2 separate regions of the Homo sapiens genome follow, and region 1 is linked to region 2. A link is an interaction called in ENCODE POLR2A ChIA-PET data of the cell type or tissue named here. Cell type or tissue: MCF 10A. All regions are shown on one strand. Each heading gives the region's core, and the rest is flanking DNA. Links, peaks and the distances in the headings are about the cores only. Region 1 has its middle 22 kb from the start of ACBD3-AS1. Region 2 holds the start of LIN9 (lin-9 DREAM MuvB core complex component).

Region 1 (2,904 bases), core at 208-2,707, 180 kb after region 2:
TAGGGTCTTGCTATGTTGTCCAGGCTGGTCTTGAAGCCCTGGGCTCAAGCAATCCTTCCACCTTGGCCTCCCAAAGCACTGAGATTATAAGCATGAGCCTCCATACCCAGCCCAAGAACCCCCACTTTATTGTGTGATCAATTGTTCCAGTTTGCCCAGGACTCTCAGTTTTAGCACTGGGACTCTCTCTTTTTTTTTTAGACGGATTCTTGCTCTGTCGCCCAGGCTGGAGTGCAGTGGCGCGATCTCAGCTCACTGCAACCTCCACCTCCCAGGTTCATGCCATTCTTCTGCCTCAGCCTCCCGAGCAGCTGGGACTACAGGTGCCCGCCACCACGCCCAGCTAATTTTTTGTATTTTTAGTAGAGACGGGGTTTCACTGTGTTAGCCAGGATGGTCTCGATCTCGTGACCTCGTGACCCACCCGCCTTGGCCTCCCAAAGTCCTGGGATTACAGGCATAAGCCACCGTGCCCGGCTTTTTTTTTTTCTTTTTTCTTTTTTTTTTTTTTTTTGAGACAATCTCGCTCTGTCATCCAGGCTGGAGTAAAGTGGCACAATCTTGGCTCACTGCGACCTCTGTCTCCCGTGGTTCAAGCAATCCTCCTACCTCAGCCTCCCAGGTAGCTGGGACTACAGGTGTGTGCCACCATGTCCAGCTAATTTTTGTATTTTTTTGTAAAGACAGGGTTTCACCATGTTGCCCAGGCTGGTCTTGAACTCCTGAGCTCAAGCAATTCACCCACCTCAATCTTCCAAAATGCTGGGAGTACAGGCATAAGCCACCGCTCTCACCCATTCATTCAGTTTTTCAAAATCAGATCTGAGCTCCAGTCCTGGGAGCCTGGGGCAGCTTCTGATGCTAGGAGAGGCACAGGCCTGGCTACCACCATGGGTAGCAGAGGAGTGGGGTCAGCTCTGAACTTAGGAGAGTGATAGGAGGGAGAGGAGGCTGGGAGAGTAACAGGAGGGAAGGAGGGAAATTCTGCTGCCGCCGCCGCCGCCGCCGCCGCCGCTGCTGCTTTGAAGCTTTCCTGGGTAAATGGTGACAAGGACCACAAACCTCCTTACCTGGGCGAGAGCTTTGGGAGGTTTCAAAGCACCTTCACTTACATCACCCTACTGGATTCCAAATTACTCCTTAGAGCAGTGCCCATAAGAAATACTGCATTTGTCCAGTTTCTATTTCCTCTGCCTGAGCTTGAGCTGCTTTGGTGGCAGGGACCATCCCAGTGTCCCCATCAAACCTTCAGTGCCCAGTAGACAGAACCCTTGCCCAATCTTCCCGTCCAAATCCTGCATCTTCTGCAGGAGCTAGTTCCTCTGCAGGTCCTGGCAATATGGAGCACAGGGTCCATAGTTTTCCTCCCACCTATGGATTTCCTCTGGGCCATCACAGCCTGTTCCACAGACTGAATTTCAGCTCCCTGTCTTGGCCAGGGCACATCCTGTCTAATCACTCATGTTCACCCAGCTTTGCACCCTCTTCAGCCTCCCCACGTTTAAGCGAGGCAGCTGGCGGTGCAGGAAGAATATTCATCCATCTCCTAGGAGCTCAGGAGTCAGACCCTGGGCCCAGACTCCTGCAGCAAGTCGGGGCTTCTGTCACAAGCGCCTCACCTTACTGGCTTTGGCGCCATCTAGTGGACGCATCTGGGTCTGCGGGGACCGCAGCCCTTCCTGTGACCCAGAAGCAAAACCAGCAATTTACCTGGCCGTACATTATTTTTGAGTCCCGAATCCCAAGAGTCCACTCCCAACCCAGCTCAGCATGTATTGTCCACTGCCTGCTTAGTGCCGGACCAACACACCTTCACCTCACATCAACAGGGACTCAAACAGAGCCTCTTCCCCTCAAATCCCAGCCCCATACTCAACTGTGTGCACAAAAGCAGGCATTCGTCCTAACAAAGCAGAATGAAACAACCCAAACTTCCCTCAAGATGGGGAGCATGCATTCTACGGAATATTATGAAATGGATAAAAGGGTTTGCTGGATTGGAAACGTCTCCAAAAGCACATTAAAGAACAATACATACCGCATGATGCCGTTTATTGGAAGAAACAAACCCAAGCCTGATCCACTGTTCGCATATCCGTGTGAAATGCAGAGGGAGGGCTGGACACACACCAAGCTAATCACAGGGACCTTTAGGGAGGGATGGGGGTGGGGTAAGGGTGAAAGAGGCCTTTCCTTTTACACACCTTTACTGTGTATCTTTTTATATTTCTAAGGCAAAAGGTAAATTAAACAACCCCTGTGTTAAAGGTGGAGAGTGTCCAGGTTCTTGGCATCTTGAACAAAGAATTGGAAGAGACACACAAACAAAGCAAGGAAGGAATGAAGATTTTATTGAAAATGAAAGTACACTCCACTGTGTGGGAATGGGCCTGAGTGTAGGATTCAAAAGGCCCTGTTACAGAATTTGGGGGAGTTTAAATACCCCCTAGAGGATTCATTGGTTACTTCGGGTATGCCCTATATAAACAGAGAGGATGAAGTAAAGTTACAAAGTCATTTACCTGATATGCCCTATGGAGAGGATATTTCCGGTTATAGCTGAAGTGTGAATGAGCCTTATGTTCCCTGCCTCCAGACCCTATTTTCCTGCCTCACCTGGTGCCAGGAGCTGAGTCGCTGCTGCTCTCCCAGGTGCTCCATGATGAGCAGTGCTGGCCTTCTGATCCGACTCTCCCACACCCACACCAGCTGCCTTCCTGAGCCACCAGGCTCCCCAGTGGTGGCTCCTCTCCTTTGACGGCCTTGTCACCTCTCTGCAGTCTCTTCCCCTCACACCTGGCCGCTGCAGCCCCTCAGTGGTGAGCATTCGGTGGGCTGATCAGCATCCGCACACCGCTCCTAGTAAGGGGCAATCCCCATTTTGTGAGCTGTCATGGGAGCCAG
Region 2 (2,904 bases), core at 270-2,769:
AAGCTAGCTCTGAAGGAAGGATTACTTTGTAAAATTGAACTTTCACCCTCCCTGCTCACTCCCTGCTCTCCCTCCTACCTTAGCATGGCAGCACCCAGTTACCCAAGGCACAGAGCTGGCATCAGCAATGAGACTTCCTTCTCCTCACACCCAGTGACTCACCCAATCCTTTATTTTCCACGTCTTGAAAGGTGGAGTGCATGCTGCCACCTCTCTCTAATACTGCCTATGCTGTGGTAATGGTGGTAATAGTGGCTAGCTGATGGGTGCTAGCAGCTAGTATAAGGTCCTTACATCTATCAAATCGTTTAGCCCTCAAAATAACCCTGTTATTTGCATTTTACAGATAAGAAACTGAGGCACAGAGAATTCGGTTAAGAAACCAACGTGCCTGAGATTATACAACTAGCAGCCCATCTGGATTCTTCCCATCGAGGCCCTGGGGCTCCAGAGCCCACCCGCTGCACCTCTCTAGCTACCAGTGCAGGCATCTCTCTTCTGTCCTTTGCATGCCCCAAATAAGCTTCTTCCTGACTGGTTTCTAGGCTCTCATCTTGTCCCCCACCAATCCATTTCCCATATTTTTGTTCTAAAACACAAATAGAAACGTGCCCCTCTTACACCCGACTTTTCCACTGCTCCAGTGGACTAAGCAAGTTCAACTCCTTAGCCTGGGCGGGCCTCTGTGTACCACTCTGTCACCTTAGTCTACCGCCTTTTAACTTTGTAGTTCCTGGAATTCACCCACGTTGTCTTTTGACTGCTTAACGGTCTCATTCCTCCAACCCCCATAAATTCCTGGAGAAAAGGATTGGAGCTCAATGACATTCGTTAAATGAATTTTTGAAAAGCAACAGTGTTTTATTACTGGAAAGTGTTACAGACAGATATTGTGAAATTTTTCCTTGGGCTTCTTTCAATTTCGTTCAATTCTCGTCCAGTATTCTCATAACATTTGGATCAGGTACTTTATCACCTTGTAGTGTCACTGTTCCTTTCTGTATCCTCTCGAAGCCTCCTGTTACTCGTTTTCTAATTCTCTTCCAGCCCACTGCACGATCTAGTGTCGAATGGATGAAACAGCTGAGCAGAACAGTTCTTTAGCTGTCGGCCTAAATGACCAACTTCATGACCTCTCAAGGTCTCGCTCCCCGGCTGCACGCAGCTCAGCTTCCAACATTCGGGAAAGGCGTGCCCGGATCGCGAGGGGCCGCTGGGACCGAGTCCCGGACGTCGCGACGCGCAGGGGGCTGCTGCGGCCGGCGGTCTCGGGAAAAGTGAGGGGACGGAGGCGCCCAAGCAACGTGGGTTTCGGGAACTGTGAGTATTTCACTTTGCGTAGAGCCCCCTCGGGCAATGCGACCCAGAACCGAGGGCTTCTTTCCCCCCGCCGGGGCCTCCCTCCCGTTCTCCACTCGGAACAAACAGCCTGCAGTTCCCGCAGCTGCAGCGCGGGCCGCGGAACATGCGCCGGGAGCGGGGCCCGGGCGGGACTCCGGAGCTGGTACTGCTCCCCCCGCGCTCCGGCGCCGGGCCTCGCCGTGCGGCCTCCTTCCTCCCTTCCTCCCGCCCGGCTCGGCCGGAGGCGGCGGCGGAGGGGCGAGGCGCGGCCCCCCTTCGGCGGCACCTCCTCCCCGGGCAGGCGCGGGCGGAGCCGGGCCCGCCTCAGCCAGCCGCGGCGGGAGCAGCGCAGCGCGGCGCCGCGGGCAGCGAGCTCCGCATTCGAACCTCCCTCGCAAAGACAGTCTCCGCCCCACAATGCACCGCGGCGGGCAGCCTTTGAAAAAGCGGCGCGGCTCGTTCAAGATGGCGGAGCTCGACCAGTTGCCTGACGAGAGTGAGTAGCACCTCAAAGCACCCCCCCCTTTTCCCGCCTGCTGCTTGCCCAGCGGTTGCACCGGCCGGGACGGACGGCCGTGCCCTCCGCTGGGCAGGTGGGCTGACTGCCAGCCCCACTGTGGTCCCCTAGTCCTCCCACTCCGGTGTTGCCGCCGCGTCGCCGCCTTTGTTATGGTGTCTGTGTGTTGGTTTCTGGGGTTGTGTGAGCGCCAGGGCCGGAAACCGAGAGCCCGGGAGTCCAGCCTGTGCCAGGCGGAGGCGGTGGCTGCTCCCCTGGCGCCACTCCGGCCCCCAGCCGAGGTGGAGGGAAGAGCGGCCCCTGGGCGCGGGGGCTGTCCTCGCCGCCTGCACCACTCGCCCGGCGCCGAGAGACGCCCGCCGGGGTTATGTAACTCGCCTGTCCCGGGGCCGGGGGAGGGCTCGGGCTGGGCACGGGGTGGTCCACGGCCCCTTCTTCTTGCCCCAGCCTCTGATCTTGTCCTGTCACAGCTCCTGCCTCTACGGGCACTTGTGATCTTCACTGTCCTCCCCACCCCCCCACCGGTGTGTCCACCCCTGGAAGTGTTTCCGTGTCAGAGGGTTGGCCCCTTCCCCTGGGACCACAGGTGGCTGTGGACCTTTCCTGAGATCATCCAGCCCGGATACTCAGTGTTCAGGTAGACCCCGTCCCGCAGACTTTATTCTATATGTGTCTTAAGAGCCATAAAGGTACCTTTATGCATGGATGTGACCAACACAGCGTACGTGTACCCTGCCTGACACCCACCCTAGGGCATTGCCTCCCCTAACCATGTTTACTCACCCTGACATCTAAGACATGTATGCTCACTTGTGTTGAGTAAGTAAAAGCACCAATTCCATAGTTTAAGGGCAATGGAACTTAATTTTGTAATTTACAATATTGCATAAATTATATGAAAAGACAAATATGTTATTTAATTACAAAAAAAAGTCCTGAATCCACTTTCACTATTCAGTTTATACATATTTGTGAAAGGCTCAATTACTATTGAATCTTATCTATGCACAAGGCAAATGGACTTAAAAATGAGGACTCAACATACT

Evidence for each region. ChIA-PET counts read pairs that join two places held together with the same protein. Peaks named below come from ENCODE experiments on the same cell type or tissue, not always from the same donor. Only the 100,000 strongest peaks of a DNase experiment are listed, where the experiment ranks them.
Region 1: POLR2A ChIA-PET joins it to region 2 with 27 read pairs; 12 of 35 experiments call an interaction of 5 or more read pairs at or near these places.

The regions. Positions count from the first base shown.
Region 1 is chr1:226,124,082-226,126,985 of GRCh38, reverse strand. No RefSeq gene overlaps it. Among named protein-coding and RNA genes, the nearest start is that of ACBD3-AS1, 22 kb to the left of the region's middle. RefSeq lists an enhancer at 1,484-1,778. In MCF 10A, for the core only: a CTCF peak has its summit at 1,629 (motif pointing left); DNase peaks (open chromatin) are centred at 1,635 and 2,615.
Region 2 is chr1:226,308,042-226,310,945 of GRCh38, reverse strand. It overlaps LIN9 (lin-9 DREAM MuvB core complex component), which reads left to right and starts at 1,782. Exons shown (of 15, transcript NM_001366245.2): 1 at 1,782-1,837. The coding sequence starts at 1,807. RefSeq lists silencers at 1,430-1,679, 2,100-2,329 and an enhancer at 1,883-2,649. In MCF 10A, for the core only: no CTCF peak of the experiment used is centred there; DNase peaks (open chromatin) are centred at 775, 1,105 and 1,755.